2 separate regions of the Mus musculus genome follow, and region 1 is linked to region 2. A link is a loop called in an ENCODE intact Hi-C map of the cell type or tissue named here. Cell type or tissue: heart. All regions are shown on one strand. Each heading gives the region's core, and the rest is flanking DNA. Links, peaks and the distances in the headings are about the cores only.

The links. Hi-C counts contacts between places; a loop is a spot of excess contacts. Peaks named below come from ENCODE experiments on the same cell type or tissue, not always from the same donor. Only the 100,000 strongest peaks of a DNase experiment are listed, where the experiment ranks them.
Region 1: a loop joins it to region 2, with 2.2 times the contacts of the local background. A loop is called at or near these places in 2 of 42 quality-filtered maps.

Annotation. Positions count from the first base shown.
Region 1 is chr11:55,455,265-55,466,262 of GRCm38, reverse strand. Atox1 (antioxidant 1 copper chaperone) reads left to right here and starts at 5,055. Exons shown (of 4, transcript NM_009720.3): 1 at 5,055-5,175. The coding sequence starts at 5,170. It also overlaps the pseudogene Gm12235. In heart, for the core only: a CTCF peak has its summit at 5,525; a DNase peak (open chromatin) is centred at 4,962; H3K4me3 peaks cover 2,121 bases; H3K27ac peaks cover 1,973 bases.
Region 2 is chr11:55,092,179-55,103,176 of GRCm38, reverse strand. Gm2a (GM2 ganglioside activator protein) reads right to left here and starts at 5,192. Exons shown (of 4, transcript NM_010299.3): 1 at 4,933-5,192. The coding sequence starts at 5,013. In heart, for the core only: no CTCF peak of the experiment used is centred there; DNase peaks (open chromatin) are centred at 4,056 and 5,156; H3K4me3 peaks cover 1,742 bases; H3K27ac peaks cover 1,550 bases.

The DNA.
Region 1 (10,998 bases), core at 1,131-9,130, 360 kb before region 2:
AAGAAAAGAAAAGAAGGGCTGGTGAGATGGCTCAGTGGGTAAGAGCACCCGACTGCTCTTCCGAAGGTCCAGAGTTCAAATCCCAGCAACCACATGGTGGCTTACAACCATCCGTAACAAGATCTGACTCCCTCTTCTGGTGTGTCTGAAGACAGCTACAGTGTACTTACATACAATAATAAATAAATTAAAAAAAAAAAAAGAAAAGAAAGAAAAGAAAAGAAAGAAAGAAAAGAAAGAAAGAAAAGAGAGAAAGAAAAGAGAGAAAGAAAAGAGAGAAAGAAAAGAGAGAAAGAAAAGAGAGAAAGAAAAGAGAGAAAGAAGAGAGAAAGAAAAGAGAGAAAGAAAAGAGAGAAAGAAAAGAGAGAAAGAAAAGAGAGAAAGAAAAGAGAGAAAGAAAAGAAAGAAAGAAAAGAAAGAAAGAAAAGAAAGAAAGAAGGAAAGAAAGAAAACTTACTACAGGGCAGCATCCTTTGTAACAGAGAGAAGTCAAAGCTAGGTATCTTGTTGCAGGCCCAGAGTACTACCACTGTGGAAGTAGGATTACCACTCTACGTGGGAGAAAGAAAGAAAGAAAGAAAGAAAGAAAGAAAGAAAGAAAGATAGTTGTCAGACATAATAACACTAACAAATACAATAACACAATCTCCACTTCCAAGGGGCAGCGGGGCAGCCACCAAATCATCCATCAGATGAGTCTACAGGTATCAGTACAGAGCTGTCCAAAAGACCTAGAGCAAAGAAGCAGGCAAAACAGATACATTATGCCAGGCATAAGACAGGTCAGCATGGCAGAAGCTCCCATGGAAACACTGAAGAGCCAGGGCTGTCCAGGCCCGCCTATGTCTGTGTCTTTGCACTGGCAAGGAAGAAGTTGAGTCACAAGAAACAGTTAATGATTACCGAGAGCGGGATGTACTTTGTCCCAGTGGAGAAAACAGGTTTAGATTCCATTCTGTACCCTTTGCCACTGTGATTTTTTTTTTCTGTTTAATTTTTTTGCTGTTTTATTTGAGTCAGGGTCAAACAGTCTGGCCATTAACTTCTGACTGTTGGCAGGACCTCCCAAACCTATGACATCATATAGGCGACAGCGCACCTGCAGCATATTCCCAGAATCCTCTTGGCTTACCTACCTTTACCTGCGTTATGTCATTTTCCATATAAATAAGGAGAACGCCCCCTCCCCTTTCTCTTCCCCCTCCTCCCCTCTTCTCTTTCTGCTGCCATCTTGTCTCCCTCCCAATAAAACCTCTTCCACGTGGTACTGTCTTGGCTTAGTCTCGACCGGCCATTCTAACACATCACTGACCCTCCTGTCTTCACCTTCCAACTGCTAGGATGACAGGCGCGGATCGCCGTGTTCCGCTCGTGAATATGCTCACATCATGGCCTGCCTGTAGAGGTCAGAGGACAACAAGACTGCACCTGTTCCCTCATCCTACCATATGGGGCCTGAGGATGAATCTCAGATTGTTGCAGTCACCTGGGCCCATACTATAAATATCTTTTTGTTGTTGTTTTGGGACAAGATCATACCATGTAGCCTTGATGGGCTTGGAACTTGATATGCAGACATACTGGTGTTGGATTCATAGGAGACCTCTGCCTCCTCAATGATGAGATTAAAGGTGTGTATCTTCACTTTAGGCCTGGGGTTAGGAGTTTGAGCCCATCTTGAGCTACATAGTAAGATCTTGTCTCAAAAATTAATTAACTAAGTGAAAGAAAAGAAAAAAAAATAGTAAAATAAACCAGGACAACAAGAGCTCTTTCCACAGTCTAAAGAGTTTGATTCCAGGCACCCATCACAGGAGAGAAGCCACTCATGCAAGCTGTCCCCTGACCTCCAGGCACACACCACCATGGCTAATCAGTGCGTAACACACACACAATAATATTTACAATTTTTTATGGCTTTTTTAAAAAGTTTATTTATTTTATGTATATGAGTACACTGTAGCTGTCTTCAGGCACACCAGAAGAGGGCATTGGATCCCATTACGGATGGTTGTGAGCCACCATGTGGTTGCTGGGATTTGAACTCAGGACCTCTGGAAGAACAGCCAGTGCTCTTACCCACTGAGCCATCTCTCCAGCCCCTACAATTTTTTAAAAATTATTTTTTAAGAGTCCCTGTGGCCTGTCAGTCGCGTGCAGGGAAGATTTGTCTTCTAGTCACACCGAGCTGGTCGCTGGGTTTGTCAAAGGACATCAGCTGCAGAGTTTGTGATTTGGGTGCAGATTAAAGTCATGGCTGGTCCAGAAAGTGATGGCCAATTCCAGTTCACCGGTATTAAAAGTATTTCAACTCTTTCACCCTCACAGGTAGAATAAATTGTGTCCCGGCCATATACGGAGGCATTGCTTTGTTGGTCTTATACTTCAAGTTAAGGCCTAAAACAACTCTAGCTGTGAAAGCAAGAGAAATGGACTTGGAAATGTCTGACCTCATCTGTTAAGTCCCGTGCCTGAAGGAGCTGATGTGAATCCACTATGTAAAACTCAATTTGTACAAGAAATTATGAACCTGGAAAAAATATTTTTTAAATTTAAAATTAAAACCTTACATGGGTGGAGGTGGTGGCTCACGCCTTTAATCCCATCACCCAGGAGGCAGAGGCAGGCAGATCTCTGAGCCCCAGGGCAGACTAGTCTAAAGACTGAATTCCAGAACAGCCAGAGTTATACAAAAGAAACCCTATGTCGAAGATGGATGGATGGATGGATAGATAGATAGATAGATAGATAGATAGATAGATAGAATAACCTTTTCCCTTGTTCTGAGAGGCAGTCAATCAATCTAGCAAAACTTTAAATGGCAGACAATTCCTCACATACCAATTTGTTCTATTTTTAATTTTAGGGAACTGTGTGTGGTGACATCGCAACACTAGGTGCATTAAGGCCAGAAGCAAGCTGTACATCATCAGGTGAGGACTCTCAGTGAGGCATGTCAAGGGCAAGTAAAGAAAGTTGACTTCAGGAGATGAAATAAAGATGGCTTCCCTTCCCCCAGAATAAGTCTGGGGCCATCAGTGCTCAGCACTAGCTCCGTGGCTCTTGCATCAGCCTCTGGGACATTTCTGTCATGGACAGCTAGACGGAAGGTCCTTGTTCTCTAGAAGTTATGTGGAGTTGGAGCAAGGAGGCAGAGAGTGGTATCAGTTCCCTTTGGGGATATAGATGCTTTCCCAGAAGCCTCCCAGCCAGAACGTTCTGCAGGGGGACCTGTTTCTCGGACACTTATGTCTTAACCTTCTGGACAGTTGAATCTTCTCACATCCATCACACTTTTGTATCAGGGTGAAGGGTTATTAGTGCTTGGGACATGGTGTTTTGTAGTGTAGACTGGCTTTGAACTTTCAGCAATCCCCCTGCTTCCAATTCTTTTTGTTGTTGTTTGTTTGTTTTTGTTTTTGTTTTGGGGGGGTTGAGACAGGGTTTCTCTGTGTAGCCCTAGCTGTCCTGGAACTCACTCTGTAGACCAGGCTGGCCTCAAACTCAGAAATCCGCTTGCCTCTGCCTCCCGAGTGCTGGGAGCAAGGCGTGCACCACCATCGCCCAGCCTATTATGTTCTTACATTTATTTTATTTTAGTTCATTTTATTTAAGACAGGTTCTCATGAGGCTCAGACTGGCCTCCAATTCATAAATCCCCTGCCTCAGCCTCTGGAGTGTAGGGGGAATGCTTGTTTTTTTTTTTTTTAAGATTTATTTATTTATTATATGTAAGTACACTGTAGCTGTCCTCAGACACCCCAGAAGAGGGCATCAGATTTCGTTACGGATGGTCGTGAGCCACCATGTGGTTGCTGGGATTTGAACTCGGGACCTTTGGAAGAGCAGTCGGCGCGCTCTTAATTACTGAGCCATCTCGCCAGCCCCGGGAATGCTTGTTTATAGACACATGTGTGCCACCCTTACCCCATCCAGCTAGTCTTAGATTCTTAGGCTTTCCCCTGTTAGCCAACTTCTTATAACTTTTATGTTCAAATTATAGCATGGTTTCAGACTGAACCCATCCTGACACACAAAATGGCAGATTGCCTACTTAGTTTAGGGATCTCCTCTCAGCCTCCAGCTCAAGGACACAAATGGCTGGTAGAGGAGATAGATCCAGTCGGTTGGTCCTTCTGGCACTCTTGAGGAAGCCAATCTTCTTCATGGGTGTCAGTTACCCATGCAGTAACTCGGTTTACTGGGGCTGCCATAATTGGGTGGGAAGGACGCAGTCTCATGGGTTTTTTGTTTTGTTTTGTTTGTTTGTTTGTTTGTTTGTTTTTTGCATAGCCCTGGAGCTTGCTCTGTAGACCAGGCTGGCTTTGAACTTAAGAGATCCACCTGCCTCTGCCTCCAGAGGGCCAGGATTGAAGGAAGGCATGACCACCACCTGGCCCAGCTCTGCCTCAACTTTTCAAGCACTGGGATTACAGTTGTGAATTTATCTACTATGTGCCTTAAATTTGGATTTCTTTTTTAATATGTTTTTTCAGGAAAGGGTCTCAAGAAGTCCAGGATGCCCTTGAACTTTGCAGCCGCAGTAAGCCTTGAACCCAGAAATCTTCTGCCTCAGCCACGTTAGTATCCGGGTCAACAGGCCTGGCGCCCTAGGTCAGGCCACTGTAGTTTAGGGACTGAGTTGAGTGGTAAGCAAGAGAGATGGTCCCTTTAGGGAGATGCCAGATCTTTTATTCCCAGAGCCTTGGCCTTGCATTCCCTAGCCCTGTTTCAGAAATGACCCAGCAGAAAACGCAGGTCTGGCCTCCACAAGATAGCCTTAGCTTGACCTCAAAAAAGCCTGGCCTTTCCGCGTCCGGAGGGGCGTGACCTAACCCAAAAGAGAGGCGGGACCTAGTGAAATATTCATATCGAAAGGCACGGTAAGCAAGAGGAGGCCAGCCCAAGGGAGGAACCTAGCTCTAACTGGACCGGAAGGGACAGGGAATTTAGCAGATCCTTCCTCAAAGGGCCGGGCCTTGACGAAGCTAGCCCCGGAAGAGGCGGGGCATAAGTGGAGCCCAGCCCTAGGGCGGGGCCTGGCCGAAGGATGGGTTGGCCTGAGGGCGGGGCTTTCAGGAGCGCTCTCCGGAAGCGCAGCTTTGGTGTCCGGGAGAGGAGTTCCAGTCGTCGTCGCCGCTGCCACTGCCCGTGTGTGCCGCGTCAGTCATGCCGGTAAGTGGCCGTTCGACCCGCGGGAACTTCTGTCTCCAGCCCGGATGCACTGTTTCCGAGCCCGACGCTGCTGTCAGGGCGCAGGCCGTGGCCAGAGCTGCAGTCGTTTCTCAGTTTACCTTCCGCACGGTCCTCCGGCTTCGGGACCCTCCGGAAAGCTGCAGAGAGCAGTGTAGTGCAGAACACAGGCCTCCGGATCGCCCTAGAGAGTCTTCGAGAGGCAGCCCCATCCTTTTCTGCATAATGGGGAAACTGAGGCAGGGAGGTAGGGCAGAGAACCCATATAGGAATGCGGGTACCTGGCCTTTCCACATGCATACCCTGCCGCCTGCAGGCTTTCCAGAGAAGCATGTCTCTGTTCATCTCTCCTGCCCACACTGCCCTGCTTCCACTTCAGCACTGGGCCGACAGGGTACTTTCTTCCCCAACCAGGAATCCCAAAGCTCAGAGCAGAGTTTAAGGAGCCGAGAGCAGCGCTTATCTTGCCTTTGAAATCACCCCACTCCTTTGCATGGCGGCTTCTAGTCTCATTGCTTAATTTAAAATGAAGGCCTTACATGAGGCCTTGGCACATTACACAAGAAGAGAAGAAAAACCCCAGTGCTTGCTGGAAAGCGTTTATTGTTGGGAGCTAGCTAGGTAGGTAGGATACAAGATGGAGCCAGACCACCTGGGAAGTGCTGGGCAAAACCAGTTGTACTTGTTTGGGGGCAAGCTCTAATCTCAACTGAGTTCCGGAGATGCTGGTCTAGAGTTGTGGAGTGGAGAGCATTTTCCTCCCAGTGCCTCTCAACCCAGAGGTCTCCCAGGAGTATTCTGTGTTTTAGCAGCTTATCTTCTGGGAATGAACCTGAGGCTTCTTCCTGGTACAAATCCTTAAACCTCTCAGGTGTCATTCTTGTGGTTCCTGCCCATTGTCTTCAGACCCTGTCTGCACAAAGCACAGACCAAAAAAAAAAAAAAAACTTGGTAAAGTCCATCCTGCCAGTCAAGCTAGTCCATGTGACAGACTCCTTGGTGACCTCAGGATTCCAGAGTGGAGGCTGCCCGGCTGCTCTTCAGAGGGCAGCAGTGAAGGAAAAAAATAGCTTGAGGGCCTCTCTGTTCTGTGTCTGCCTCTGGGGACACAGGATTTAATGGGAGATGAACAGGCACCTTATCAAGACAAATTGCTAAGTGCAGGGAGGTATTGGTCAAGTGCTACCTCCAATCTAGCCAGGGAAGTAAGTCTTACCCAAGATAGTTTGCAGACCAAAGCTTAACCCAGAAACCTGAAAGTTTGCCCTTGGCTTGCCAGCTGGGCAGCCTCAGGCAAGTTGTTCTGCCTCTCTGAGCCTTTGTCTCCTCATCTGTAAAATCAGGACTGAAAACAGACCTTTCAGGACTGAGGTTGGTATTAACTGGAGTTATATCATCATATTTAACACAGCTAGTGACCCATCTGTCCCCAAGGAGTAGTGACTCTTATGTTGATGTAGGTCGAGTGGGGTAGAACTGGGTAGGCAGGCTTCCACTCCAATTTAACATGGGTCTCACTGGTTAAAAGTTCAAGTCTTGTGTCCTCTCTCCAGCCTAGGCCTTCCTACTCATGAGCTGTGTCTCCTGGGGTCAGTATTTAACCCCGGAGCTTCAGCCTTCTGATCTCTCACAAGGTAGAGTTTCCTGGCTTTTTGAATCATTGTAGCGATTAAAGGAGACATAAAGGAGACAGTGTAACAAGGTGTGAGAGAGTCGGGCACATCAGAGATGTGCAGATACTAGTAAACAGGACTCTAAGACACCAGTGTTCAAAGACTCAGCGTCCTCTAGAGGAATAGTGTCCTCCTCTTCCTCTTTCTCCTCCCCCTCCTACTCCCCCTCTATTCTCACTCTTCCAGTTCTAGTGTCTATAAAAGAATCATACCACTTACTGGCTTTCTGAAGTAATTAATATATATAATATAGTAATACAACAATATGTAGTATAACAATATATATTATACTTATGAGGATTCATTTTGTTATTATCGTTACCAAACATCACCATAGCCCAGGTTGGCTGTAAGTGAATACCTAGCCCAGGATGACTCTTAAACTCATAGCAATCTTTCTGCCTTAGCTTCTCAAGGGTTGGGTTTGCAGAAGTGAGCTGCCACACCTGGCTTATGGTTTTGTTTTGTGGTGCTAGGTGTTGAATCCAGGGCCTGTGTATACAATGTATGTGCTCTGTCACTGAGCCTCAAACCCAAGACCTAAAGAAAGGATCCTGGGGTCTAGTGGCCCTGGCGAGACACCCAGAAGGTGGAGCAGTTTAGGGAATACCCTTGTGAAGACTGGATCACCCTGTCCCTTAAGCCAACTCTGTGTCATCATGTTTAGTTGCACAATGTGTAGGCAGAGGTAGGGAGCTCTGAGCTGGAACATCGGCCTCCTGGAGCGGACCCCTGACCTCTGACCTCTGTGCTGTGAAAGAAGTCCTTTCCTGCCGTGGTCCTCAGTTTGGAGCTCAGATAACTGTTGACTTTAGCTCCTTGAGCAGCAAAAAATTATCCTCTGAAACTCCATTTCAGAGCTTCTTCTGAGAGTAGCTTGTGGAGCTATGCTAAGATTTGCCTGGAGCAAAGAAAGCCTCTCTCCCCTAGGGCCTTCACACCCATGACCTCATCACCTTAGTGAATCCTGAGCAGAAGGAAATGAATGCTTCTCTTTTCAAGCTAGAAAAATACTGCAGAAAAGGGAACATGAGGGTTGCAGGATGGGTCAGGTTGATGGCCTCTGACATCCCTGGCACACACTCCCACATGCAAATAAGTGAATAATTGTAATTTACTTGCTACGTACTATCTTGTAGCTTTAATTTTATTTGTGTGTGTGTGTGTGTGTGTGTGTGTGTGTGTGTGCGCGCGCGCATGCCACTTGTGTACAGAGACCATAAGAGAGGGCTTCAGATTCCCTGAGAGTGGGAATTACAGTGGTAACTGTAACATCCAACATGGTTCGGGAAACTCAGGTCTCTGGAAGAGTACAAGCAGTCTTAACTACTGAGCCATCAGTCTAGCCCTATTTTTTTATTTTTTGCTTTGCTTCTGAGACAGGGTTTTCCTGTGTATCCTGGAACTCACTCTGTAGACTGGACTGGCCTCAAACTTGGAGATCTGCCTGCCACTGCCTCCAGCGTGCATGGATTAAAGACATGAGCCCACACCCCCCCAGTTTTTTTATTTTTTTAATTATATGCATATACCTGTGTCAATGTGTGGGTATGTGGGTATGAGTGTGGGTGCCTGTGGGGTCCATAAAAAGGCATCAGATCCCCCTGGAGTTATAGTTACAGGCTGTTGTGAGCCTGCTAATGGGGACACTGGGATCCAAACTTGGGTCCTTTGGAAGGACAGTATGAGTTCTTAACTGCTGATTCCTAATCTTCACAAAGGAACTACAGAGGGCCCATGTCTATATTCCTACCATCACATAGCAGCTCATAGCTAGCTTTAACTCCAGTTCCAGAGGATGCTATATCCTCCTTTGAGTTCTGTGAGGTCCTGCACATACCTGGTGTGCATAAACTCATGAAGGCACACACACATATACACATAGACATAATTAAAAAAAAAGTATGCTGGATATAGCGATGCATGACTTTAATCCCGCCTCTGCCTCCCAAGTGCTTGGATTAAATACTAAAGTAATCCTAGTACTGAGATGGCAGAGGCCTGCAGATCTCTGTGAGTCTGTGACCATAAACGCAGTTTCAGACTAGCCGGGGGCCTGATGCCACAAGGTGCCCAAACATGGTTCATTCACAACATTGCATGAAATTACCTTTCGTCTGTGTACATAAATATGATTCATGTTTAGACTCGTTCTATCCCCAAGACAGCTCATTATGTGTATGCGAATATTGCCTCATCAGGGACATTTCTGCTCCCAAGCACTCAGATGAGGCTCACTCAGCTTGTCCTAGAGATATTTTGATGAGCTTCATGGGGAAGGTGGGCGTTGAATTTGGATGTGTTGTTGGGTACCTATTTATGCAGTGCTTGGGTTTCTGAGGCGGGAAGGTAGAGTTTGAGGCTCAGTATGGACAGCATACTGAGTTCCAGGCTAGTCTGGGCTACATAATAAGACCCTGTTCTCAAAGTAGCAGCAACAACAGCAACAAAACAAGGATGGGGCTGGGGGGTGGGGAGCCACTGTTTTGTTCTTGTTATTTTTGTTTGTTTGTTTGTTGTTTGTTATTTTGTTACTGCAGTTATATTACTGGTGGTTGGGATCTTGGGCTGGCTGTTTCTAAGCTCTTGGCTTCTTATTCAGAGTTAAAATAAAGGGGCACGTAGATTACAAAGTAGCACGGAAACTATTCAAAGCAAAACAATGTACTGTCTCAGTATGGGAAGTAAACCCAGGGCTTTATACATGCCAGGCAAGCAATGTACCACTGAATTACAGTCCCAGGGTGGAGGACTTTGAAAAACCTTGTTTTTCAAAATGAAGGGAGAAATGGAAAAGAGTAATTATCAAAATCCAATAACTTTCATCTAGTAGCGCTTAGTCTCATAATCTAATCTTATTAACACATTAACCATCTATTGCCCTTCAATACTTATCCCCAAACCTAGAGTCAGGACCTGGGAATGGCTGAGCAGAGTGAGTAGTAGGCTTGGCTTAGGACCTAACAGAACAACAGTGCAGGCCAGAGGCTTGCCCAGGCTGGTGCAGTCCTTGGCTTTGACCTTGGAGACTCTGTTTCTCACCAGGTAGACCTCTGGATGCATACAAAGTGTCCTTTCACATAGCAACTGGCTTCCTCTAGAGCAGCAGTTCTCAACCTGTGGGTTGCACCCCCTTTGGTGGTTGTATATCATCCTTTGTATCATGTATTTACATTAAGATTCAAAACAGTAGCAAAATTACAGTTATGAAGTAGCAACACAATAATTTTTGGTTGGCTGTCACTACAACATGAGGAACTATATATATTAAAGGGTCGCAGCATTAGGAAGGCTCCCCAGAAGGGAGCAGGGGCAGAAGCCAGCATTGTGACCAGCTTAGTCACATAACAGTGGTGGTTTAGCCTTATGTTTAATACACACAGGCTTATCCTGAAATGTTATGGCATGAACTCTCGAGGGCATGAACATCAGGAGGCAGGGAAAGTAGAGATCATGGTGGGGGCTGGGTGCCACATGTCAGATTCTGTGTTTGTCCCATTCTTCAGCCCCAGGGAAGGGAGTGGTACCCTATGAGTTAAGCTCTTAGGGGATACAATTTGTGGGTATTGGACCCAGATGCTCTCATTTCCAGATTGTGAAGGAAGGGAGGATTGGCACAGTCCCTCTCTGAAAGCCAAAGACCAGAAATTGTCTCGCAGTGAGACTGACCATTGACTCACTCTAATGGGTTTAATGCCTCCTCTGTGCCTCATGCTGTTCTCAGTATTTTGGGTGCAGCACTGAATTGAAGCCCGGTCTCATAGGCACTTGCCTGCTTTGACTTGTAATAGCTCAGAGGTTGGAGGACCTCAGGAACCTGGGGTCCCTTCCCATCCCCTGCAGTGCAGGGAGCCCAGGAAGTCCCTCCCCTTCTTGGAACTCAGGTGCTGCCTTTGAGCACGAGGTGCTTGGATCAGAGCAGTGGTGGCCACATATATGAGTCACCTGCATGCTGACATAATCTATGTCCCTGTCCAGGTTGCTGAGCAGACCTGCAGCCTGTGGAGAGTCCCTCCCTGGTGACTCCAATGTTGAAAATAATGTTCTAGTAAAAAATCAGGTCCCAGATCTGATAAGAATGGAGCCTGCCTGTCACTAGTGGCTAGGTACTCTGGTTCTGAGGCAAAGTCCA
Region 2 (10,998 bases), core at 1,636-9,635:
GAGAGACTTAGCTAGCTGTATGGGTGCAAGCCCATAATGTAAACACTCAAGGGAAGATGTGGTCATTCTAAACCAGCCTAGGCTACAAAAGAAGGGAGGGAGGGAGGGAGGGAGGAAGGGAGGGAGGGAGAGAGGAATCACCCCTAGCTAAGGAAGTATTGGCAGTGGTGGCTACAGAGAGGAGGAGTCATTATACCTTGGGGGCTTGTGATACTCATAGATAGCCATGTCCTAACCCATGCACATATGAGAAGCAATAATTGGACTCAGTGGGTTATTAAGAGAAGATAAAAATGGCAGGCAGGTGCGCTGGATTGAAAGGGAATGTGGGATTGGATACGATACAGATACATTGTATACAAGTCAATGAATACAGAAAATACTCTATTTAATAATGGTATTAGCCTCATTTAGCTTTGAGGGTACCTTCTCTGAGCTCTGACCCTGCCACCCATTTCTCTCCAGCTAGCTTTGGGAGGTCACCACAAGACAAGCTGCTGAAAGTCACCCTTGTATTCCATGCCCATGAGCCTGATTATGCCCCACCCCTTGTCCAATCCTAGGTCGGCAACAAGGGGGAACAAGGAGAAAGAACACAAGGAGAAACAACAGTAACCCAAGCCTCAGCGTCCAGGGAACAAGACCCACAGGACAAGATCTACAGGAGGTCCCTCAGTGACGAGCAATGACTTTCTCACCTTACACCCACATTCTTACTCCCCTGTCGTGAACCACACCATAGGCACAACCTGAGTCACCCACCACTCCTCTGCAGAGGAACTTCTCAAATCTTCCTCCACGTGACCTAGATCCAACAAATGTGACCACCAGCCCCCAGAACCTTAGGATCTGGGATTCATTCTACACCTCTGTCTGTCTGTTTGTCTGCCTGTCTGCCTGTCTCTCCCTCTCAAAACACACTCACATGCCCCACCCCCAAAACCCCCTACAAAGACACTTAGCACTGCCATTATCCACACACAGCCTTAGAAAATCTGCCAGCCTGGCCTCCATCTTAACCCATTCATAACCATCCGGACCCAGAGAACACCTGATCCGTGCTAGACCACAGCTTCTCTCTGCCAAGCCTTGGAATTATGACACAAGAAGCTGTGTGTGTGACCCTATGGCCAGAGGCAATGTATGTGACCCTTATGACACAAGGCCTGGCACTGCCTTGGGTCAAAAGTTTTAAGGTGGGTTCCAAGCACGTACACTTGCGGCTCAGCTCCAAGTTGAGTTGAGGAGACAAGAGTAAGAGCCCCTCTGTCCTATGGGAAAGGAACACAGAGTCAGTCACCTATATGATCTACTACAGCACTAAAGGAGCCAGGCATGCTGACATACACCAGTCATCCCAGCACTAGGGAGGCTGAGGCAGGAGGATCTCAAGCTTGAAGGCAGCCTGGGCTACATAGTGAGACCCTGTCTTCAAAAAAGAACAAAAGGCAATCTAAGACCAGCAAGACCAGCACAGGGCACATGCCTGTAATCCCAGCACTCGGCTCTGATGTTCAAACTCATCCTCAAACACACAGTGAGCTCATAACCAGCCTGGGATGGAAAACAAGCATCCCAGGGACCTGGGACAGGTATGGCTTTGGAGTGCCAGGCAGGAAGCCTAGGTTCCAGTCAAACAGACCTGGGTTGGAATCCCAGCCTGGAACACATACAATTGGAGTCCTGATTTCTGATTTCCACATCTTTTAAGTAGAGGCATTTTATATCTTCCTCCCAGAACTGTTGCAAGGTGAGAACACGTATGTGACAACTCATGACATTGTGTCAGACACAAAGCATGAGCTGGCTCACTAAAACACAGCCATGTGCCTCCCTGGCCTCTGTTTCCTGCCACCAACTCCGTGAGATCCATGTAAGCCTGTTAAACTCCATGTTCAAGCTTCTTGGCATGGGCTTCTGATTCCTGGAATGAAAGGCCACACTGTGACTAAGAAAGGCAGGGCCAGGGTAGGTACCAGCAGGTATTTTGCTCAAACTTCATTCCATAAGTATTTGTGAAGCGACTATTTCAGGGCCTGGACTGAGGCTTTGTAAACAATAGGAAGCAGTTCTTCCCTGCCTTGTGGGGCTTATAGTCTAGTGTAAATAAGTGTTCCCCAGGCTGGCAGTGTAACTCAGTGGTAGAGAGCTCGCCTAACATGCCTAAAGTCCTGGGTTCAAACCCAAGTACTAGGGGGCAGAAAAAACGGAAAGAAAAGAAGGGAGAGAAGGAGGGAGGGAGGGAACAAAGGAGGATCGACCACATATTAGAGTGCCTGAAGGTGGTGTGGAGAGTAACTCAGGTCTTACTTAGGGTGGTTGAAAGGTGACACTTAAAAACATTCTTTCAGGATGAGAAATTAGCCATCAATACACACAGAGCACAAGCAAAGGCCCTGAGGTAGAAGCTCAGCTGGTTCCAGTACTACAGAAAGGCCAACAGGCTAAACACGTTGAATGAGGGACCTCGCTGAAGAAGGGTAGCAGTCTCATTGATTATAAGCCCTCATAGGTCAAAGAGAGCAAACTGGCCATGTGCAGTAGAACACCTTCGAAAGAAAGTACGGCGCTTGGAGAAGGATGGACTGGGGGAGGAGTGGCTGGTCCTAAGATAAATGAAAAAAAATGGCTAAGTAGTAACCTGGGCTGACAGGGTAGGAGGCTACTTTTTCCAACTCAGCAGCCTGATTCACACCAAGGAGGACTTTGGGTTCAGGGAAGTTTCTAGAGTGTCCTTTTTTAGACTCTTCCACCCTCTCCCATTACCCCTTCCCCCCTGCCCTAGTAGGGGACTTTTCACAAGGTGGTCCTCCACTAGCAGGGCCTGGGCAGCTTCAGCTGTGAGGTACTCCAGCAGCTGAGTCCAGGCTCTTGGGGAAAGGGAGGATAGCGATCAGCAGTATGTACCTCGAACCTGGCAGATGCCATCCCTAGCCTAGATGTGGCTACATAGGCAGAATAGGGGCAGATCCAGGCATGGGTTAAAATCACACACCAACCACTACTGCTCTCACTAACAGATGCTAATTAAGCCCTGGTCTCACTAGCAGACACCTCTGGCATGTTAACCCCTGGAGGTTCAACTTCCTCATTTATTAAGTGAGCATAACTATATCTTCTGTCAGGGTGATGGCAGGAGGAGAAGTCTGTACACAAAGCAACAGGACTCAGCGCCTGAAGGCAGCCAAGCTCATTTAAATGTTCTGCCCCGGGCCTGAGAAGAGAGAGACGATGTGACAGGGATGACAATAGGGAACCCCAGAGCAGGTGCTGGAATAGAGAGGGACATTCATGGGAAACCCAAATAAAGCCTAATTTAGTTCACAGTAAAGGACCCACACTGGCTTGGTTTTAACAAGCACACTGATAATATGGGGTACTAACAAAAGCAATTAGGTAAATACACAGAACTTTATGCTATCCTTATGAATTACTCCAAAATTGGGAGATGGAGACAGGAGGATCAGTATAGTTCAAGGTTATCATTAGCTACTTAGAAGAGTTTAGGCTAGCCTGGACAACAGAGATCCTATCTCAAAAAACAATTTTTTTTAAAAGAGGAAAAGTACAAAGCTCAATCTGCAGCACACAGTAGGTATATAATAAATGACACCTACTATGCAACATAGAGTCTAGTAAGTGCCCAGCACAAAGCCAGTCATATCAGAGTCACTACAGCCCAGGGTCACAGGACCAGTGATACAAGAAGACCCCAGGGTTCTGAAGACTCAGTCACTCACTGGTCACTGCAGACTCAAGTTCTGCGACCATAAGCCTCTAGAGTAAGGTTCAAAAATGTCACTGAGTGATCTTGAGTAAAGTCCTTAACAGCCAAAAGGAGGTTGGTGCCTACAATGCCTGAGTCCCTCCAAATTGCCTATCTGAGCCCCTAAAGTTTGGAATGGCACCCACAGGCAAAGCATACAGGAGAAATGGGGATGTCATCTGCAGGCCTACTGCCTCTAACTGGGCTCCACCTCACAAGGCCGGCTGTGGAACCAAGACCTGAATTCCCACACCAGGAGACGTCAAGAGACAAGCTGAGCCAGGCGTGGTGGCACACGCCTTTAATCCCAGCACTCGGGAGGCAGAGGCAGGCGGATTTCTGAGTTCGAGGCCAGCCTGGTCTACAAAGTCCAGGACAGCCAGGACTATACAGAGAAACCTTGTCTCAAACAACCAAAAAAAAAAAAAAAAAAAAAGAGACAAGCTGACTAGCCTCTGGGACAGTGAGGTCAAAAGGTCCTTCCTCCCACATGTAACATCTCCCTGCATCTGACCAAACAAGGCCAAGGCCATACTGGCCCCAACTGCCCTATTCCTTGGGCATTCTGCAAACCCTCGGTTCATGAAAGCCCTCACCCTATGCTGACATGACATACATTTTATACACTAAAGCTAAGATCGTCCACAACACTTTCCCCCTTTTTTCAGCCGGTCCTGGCAGGAAGGGTCTGGAGGACCTGCACTTTTAGGCCACAACAAAAGGCAATGGGACTGGGCTTTCCCCTCAGAATGACCGAACCCCCCTTTCCCAGTGGTCTGTAGTGCAGGGAATTAGAGACAGGGAAGTAAAAGGCTGTCAGGAGATGGAGGGTCTCAGTGGCACACAGCTAGGTGCTTTGGAATCACACTGCTGGCCCTCAGTAACCTGGTAGCCAAGTTTGAACCTCCGGGCCCAACATTCAACCCTCCTACCAGCAGGAAGACCTCAGAGCCAAGCAGAAAACAGGGAAAGAAGAGGGCCCGGAATGCAGCGAGTCACAGACTGAGAACCTGGGTTTAGGACAAGAGCGTTCGCATCACTGCTCTGCACCCGGAAAGGATGGGTGGGACAGGACGATTCGGAGGAGAGGAGCCCTTCTAGGACAGTCTGGACCCATCAGTCCCGGGATGTCGCTGAAGGCCTGCTCCAGGATCGGGGACACTCACGCGCTTCGGGACGAGGCGCGCAGGGGCGACGGAGCCTGCGAGCAGCAAGCCCAGCAGGAGCAGCAGCGGTAGACGGTGCATGGCGATGGTCCTCCGTGTCGGTCTAGGCAATGCGACTCACGGCTGCCTTTAAAGACAGCAGGTCGCTAATGCACAGCCTGGCTGCGCTCAGCGCTCCGCCCCGCGGGGCTGAGATTGCAGGCCCTAGGCGGGACTTCTCCGGCCACGCCCCAAACACCACCTGCTTCAGCCCCACCCTCAACGGCCTACTGCAGGGGCAGAGCCAGCGGAGGAAGGGGCGGAGCTGAGTTCTGAGGAAAAAAAAAAAAAGGTTCTGCGAAAGAGGCGGGGTCGATTGAGGGCGGGGCTGAGGGAAGGAGCGAGGCTAAGAGGACGGAGAAGGGCGGAGCGCGAGGGGCGGGACTGCGGGAGGGGTGGGGCTAAGAGGCGGGAGGGACAGGGCCGAGTGCTAGGGCGGAGCTGAATGCAGAAGCAGGGCTCCACACGCGGTTGGGTGAGGATGATAGGCGAGATGGGCGGGGCTTGTTGGGCGGGGCGGGGCGAAGTTCTGGAGTGTTTTTCAAGGTTCAGTTTTTTCCTTCCTAGGTTCCTCTCTACACAGAGAGAAAGCTCCCTGCCAGTTTCCTGCTCATATTGTAACTCCTGGCATGTGGTTGTTGGCATTTAACAGCATCTAAAGCGCTGCCAGGTCCTGAGGCTTTTAGACCTGGGAAAGCGCCTGCGCCTAACGATGAGTTTAGGAGATGGTGGTGCTTATCGCTGTCCGCAGTCTTTTCGTTAGACACCAAAGTTTACTTTCCAAAGTACAAAATACCAGAAACGTTGACAGAAAGAACGTCCAACTGTCACCCTTATGGCCCGAGGAGGAGTTCGAGACCTTCACCAAGGCCAAACTGGGCTTTGTCGCTGAAAAGAATTTGAGGACTAGCCTCACGGTGAAGCACAGTTAGTGATTTTATTTAAAATATAGGCTTAAGACATGAGACTTAAGAGACAAAATAGCGCCCGGAACAAAGTTAAGTCACATTGGAAAGTAGGTTTGTGGCCTTCTCAAAGACTCTAGGTCCTAGAGTTCTCATTCTGACTACAAGATTTTAGAAGCCCATCCCTGTTTTTTTATTCAATAACTACGGTTATGGATTGGCTCCAAAGGTACCTTGAGCAGGGTTCCAAGCTGGTTAACTGAAACCAGAAACCACTGAACTTGCACAGGGAGCTGAGTGCCTGTGCTTCTTGGTAAATGGAATTTCTAGTAAGATTGCTAGAAAACTGTAGACTTAACAACTGGGAATGTGGGAGCCTTAAGCAATACTTAATTGTGCAGGGATTCTTGCTTTTCTGCTCCAACCAGATTCCAGGTGAAGGGGCTCCTTCTTATCACCCATGATTTTTTCCCTATCTTCCTTCTGTAAGAAATAAATCACAGGGCTGGAGAGATGACTCAGCAGTTAGGAGCACTGACTGCTTTTCCAGAGGTGCTGAGTTCAATTCCCAGCAACCACATCGTGGTTCACAACGGTTTATAATGGGATCCGATGTCCTCTTCTGCTGTGTCTGAAAACAGCAATCAGTGTACTCGCATACATGAAATAAATAAATAACTTTTTTTTAAAAGGAAAGGAAAAAAATAAATCACTGTTCTGCCTTAAGTCTGAGCTACTGAACCTGTCAGAGTTACAGATTAAGCAAGAGGCTCAAAGAACCTCTCTCCACTTAGCAGGTGGCTGTCACATGTTGTAAACTGAACCTTGAGCAGGGGGTGGGGTAGGGCACGCCTTTAATTCCAGCACTTGGGAGGCAGAGGCAGGCGGATTTCTGAGTTCAAGGCCAGCCTGCTCTACAGAGTGAGTTCCAGGACAGCCAGGGCTACACAGAGAAACTCTGTCTCAAAAAAAAAAGAAGAAGAAGAAGAAGAAGAAGAAGAAAGAAAGAGAGAGAGAAAGAGAGAGAGAGAGAGAGAGAGAGAGAGAGAGAGAGAAAGAAAGAAAGAAAGAAAGAAAAAAATTGAACCTTGAAAAGCTGTAGGCAGTCCTCTGAGCTCATCTTTAGTAAAGGGGGCATTCTCAAGCCCCAAGATGGTAATTTTAGATAAGATTGTCCTAAACCAACAGGATGAACAACTCAGGGAGGTGCAATGATTGTACCTGAGTCCCAAATTACGCGAGAGAAAGGGAAGGAACTTCTCTGCATCAGGACTTAAAACCACTGTCTTTCATCAGTTCAACAAGCCAGCTAGATTTGCTTTTTCTCTATGCCCCTTTCTGCAGAATGTTAAAAAATAAATAAATAAAGATTCATTTTCATGACTTTGATTAGTTATAGAGTGAGGGTCTTGGTTCTCCTTTCTCCTTTTTCTTGCCTCAAAAATATTCCTAAAATTAGATGTGGGACTATAACTTTTAGTTACTAATGAATAGCCAGCACCTGACAAGACTGTCTTTTTTTTTTTTTTTTTTTTTTTTTTGGGTTTTTGAGACAGGGTTTCTCTGTGTAGCCCTGGCTGTCCTGGAACTCACTTTGTAGACCAGGCTGGCCTCGAACTCAGAAATCCACCTGCCTCTGCCTCCCAAGTGCTGGGATTAAAGGCGTGCACCACCACGCCCGGCAAGACTGTCAATTTTTAATGTGTCCTAAGCTACATTTTGTTTTATTCATTCTGTGTGCCTGTCTAGTTTCCCCTTTGTTCATATTAGAATACATTTCATATCATTAAAAACATGACATTGGTTCATCTCTATTAACTAGGCTGCATACTTTACCCAATGGTTCTGTCACACTAAACTCTCTCCTTCATCACGCACAGATGCAAGTCAAGGACCAGAAGAGAGAAGCCCTTTCCCACTGTCACATAGCAAAGTGAAGAGAGGTCATTCATACTGTGGCTGGTCTCACAGGTTGTAGGGGTTGTCTGTGTGGCCTTACCCTTAGATAGAGAGGACTACAGTCCTAGCTCTGAACTGTTACAGCATATTTGATCACACTGTGAACCCTGAGATTGTGTTATTTGCTGGAAACACCTGTTTTAGTTGTGGTGGGGCACAACCTTAGCACATACCTTTAATCAAAGAGGTTTCTGCTTGAATATTGTAAACAGGATTAAATAAAGTAAAGTACAGGTTAATAGACTGAACAAGCAACCAATTGATGAAGAGGAAGCATCTTATATTATTAAGAGAAAAACAGAGAGTAAGAGGGAGTCAGGAGGACAGAGAGAGGCACAGGACATAGAAAGGAGGAACGTTCAGTTTGAAGGAGGTTTTTTGAGCAGGCTTTCACCCCAACATCTGGCTCCCGAATCTCTTCATTGGTAAAAATTGAACAATTGAGATTTTGTTTTAAAAAGAAAAAAAAAAAAAAACCACTGGTCATGCTGGAATATTATTCATTCTTTTACACAGTTGCCAAGTCCCCTCACCCGCATCACTCACTTCCTCCTGACCCCTAACCCTCCATCTTCTCTGCCTGACAACCCTCCAGCATCACACAGGTAGGTGAAGGGACACATTCCTTCAGGTTGGTACTCCCACATGAATGGCTTTGAAGGAAATTCTAGAATCCCACAGACGCCATGACTGGAAAGCAAGCCATAACAACAATGGAAAGAGAGATGGGACAGGCTTGTTCAGCAGGCTGTATTCTGGCCCTGCCCCATTACTGCTATAGAAGAGTGGTCAGGGGCCTCAGCTCTCTGACTTCAATTTTCTATTTGCAAAATGAGGATTTAAAAATCATAAGGATGCAGGTGAAGGTGTAGTTCGTTTGATAAAGTGTTTGCATAGTATGCACAAGGCTCTGTGTTCCAGCCTAGCACCATATAAACTGGGCATGGTGGTACCTGCTTGTGATTCTAACACTTGTGAAGTACAAGCAGAAGGATCGGAAGTTCAAGGTCAACCTCAGCTCCCTGTGGAGTTCTGAGTCTGCTTGGAGTGTGTGAGACCTTGATACAGCTAAATATATCAGCAAGTAAATATATCATAAGGAAGATGATTCTGTAATAAGCTCTCTTATGCACTGACAGATTTGACAACTGGACAAAATAAAGGCCCTGTCCACACCCCTCAAGGCTCATCCCATCCTCCTCACATCTGGAGTCTTAGTGATGAGCAGTAGCAACTAAAGAAATCAACAGATGATACGAGACCAAGCAAGAGTCCCCAAAGACGAAAACTTCCATTAAAGCAATATAAAGTGGGGGTGCGTGCCTTCCTGAGTCAGCGGGGAAGCATCTGTGGAGGTTGACTTTGCCTTTTCTTGGTTAAAACGAGAATCATTGAGAGATGAGCAGACCTGAAAGCCAGTATCCTGACAATCAGGCAGTGGCTTCTAGCCAAGGCTGCACAACACCACTCTGGGAAGCTGTTCTCAGAGCGCTACTGCAGGACAGCTTCAGGCATCTCCATCTCCAGAGCTGGGACTTCTTCATTAACATAAAGGAGAACTGGGGACACAGCTCAATGGCAGAGCAGCTAGCTACCTAGCATGCCTGGGAACCCAGGTCTGATCTGAGCACCACAAACAAACATAAAAACTGGGGATGGAATATAGGTAAGTGGTCACACACTTGCCTGAAGCCCTAGCTTAGATCTACAGCCCCACAAAAGAGAAATACACAAATGTATATGCAGGGTGTGGTGGTGTATGTCTGTAGCAATACCCCCATGAGCCTCCTGCCTCCATATTCTCACATGTTTATTTGGGTTTTTTGTTTTGGTCTGGTATTGGGTCTCGCTAGTTGGCCTGGAACTTGCTGTGTAGAGCAGGCTGGTCTTGAATTTACAGAGATCCACCTGCCTCTGTCTCCCAAGTGCTGGGATCAAAGGTGTGCACCACCACATCCAGCTTTTCTTTCCACTCAAGTTGTTTACCTCTTGGTTTAAGATGAGATAACAGCTCTTATCTCCACATCACCTGTTGGTGTACTTTTATAACCCAGCACTCCAGAGGTCGAGGCACATTGCCAGGAATTTGAAGCCAACCTGGCCGACGTAGTGAGTTCCAGGCCTTAGACAATGGTTACTTCACTAAATCAGAGTTGTTCTCTCAGTATCGATGGTGTTTCTGTCACCGCCAACATTAAGCAAAGTCCGGAACTAAAGTATTTTCTTCCCACCACAATCCATACCATGTAGTTCCCATACCATGTAGAAACTCTACCACTAAACTACACTCCAACTCCCTTCTAGTGTTACAAACACACACACACACACACACACACACACACACACACCCAGGCCTGAAGGAACAAATGTAACAGAAACTCTGGAAACAAAATAACCAAAAGTGATTAGATGGCTGAGTGTGGTAACTCCTATATCCAGTGCTTGGGAGGTTGAGACAGGAGGATTGCTTCATGTTTCAGCTTGGATTCTAGGCTAGCTAGAACTACATGGCGAGACCCTGTCTTAAAAGCAGGAGTGCGGCTGGGTGGTGGCATGTGACTTTAATCCCTGCACTTTGGAGGCAGAGGTAGGCAGATATGGGTGAGTTTGAGGCCAGCCTGATCTACCTTAGTGAGTTTCAGGACAACCAGAGTTACATAGTTAGACCTGTCTAAAAAAAACCAACAGACACACCACAATCACCACCATCACCACCACTGCCACAAGCAACAACAACAACAAACAGCAGCAGCATAAAAGCAGGGTTGGTGCAGCAAGATGGTCCAGTGATTAGAAGTGCTTGCTCTCAAGCGGGACACCATGAGTTTGGTTCCCAAGACCCACCTGGTGGAGAGAATTAACTCTCACAGTTGTTCTCAGACTTATACTTGTATGCTGTGACACACAAGAGCCAATAAATAAAAGAGAGGTGAGGAAACATCCTTTGGATTTTCACATTTATAAGAAGATAATTATAATCAATATTGTCCCCAAAAGAAGACAAAATCCTAAAACAACAACAATAAACAGAACATGGGCTGGAGAGACAGCTCAGTGGTTAGGGGTACCGGCAGCTCTTGCAGAGGAGCACCAATATGGTGTCCCCCAGGCATCTGAAACTCTTCTGAACTCGGACCTGGTACACGTATAGACACACAGGCAA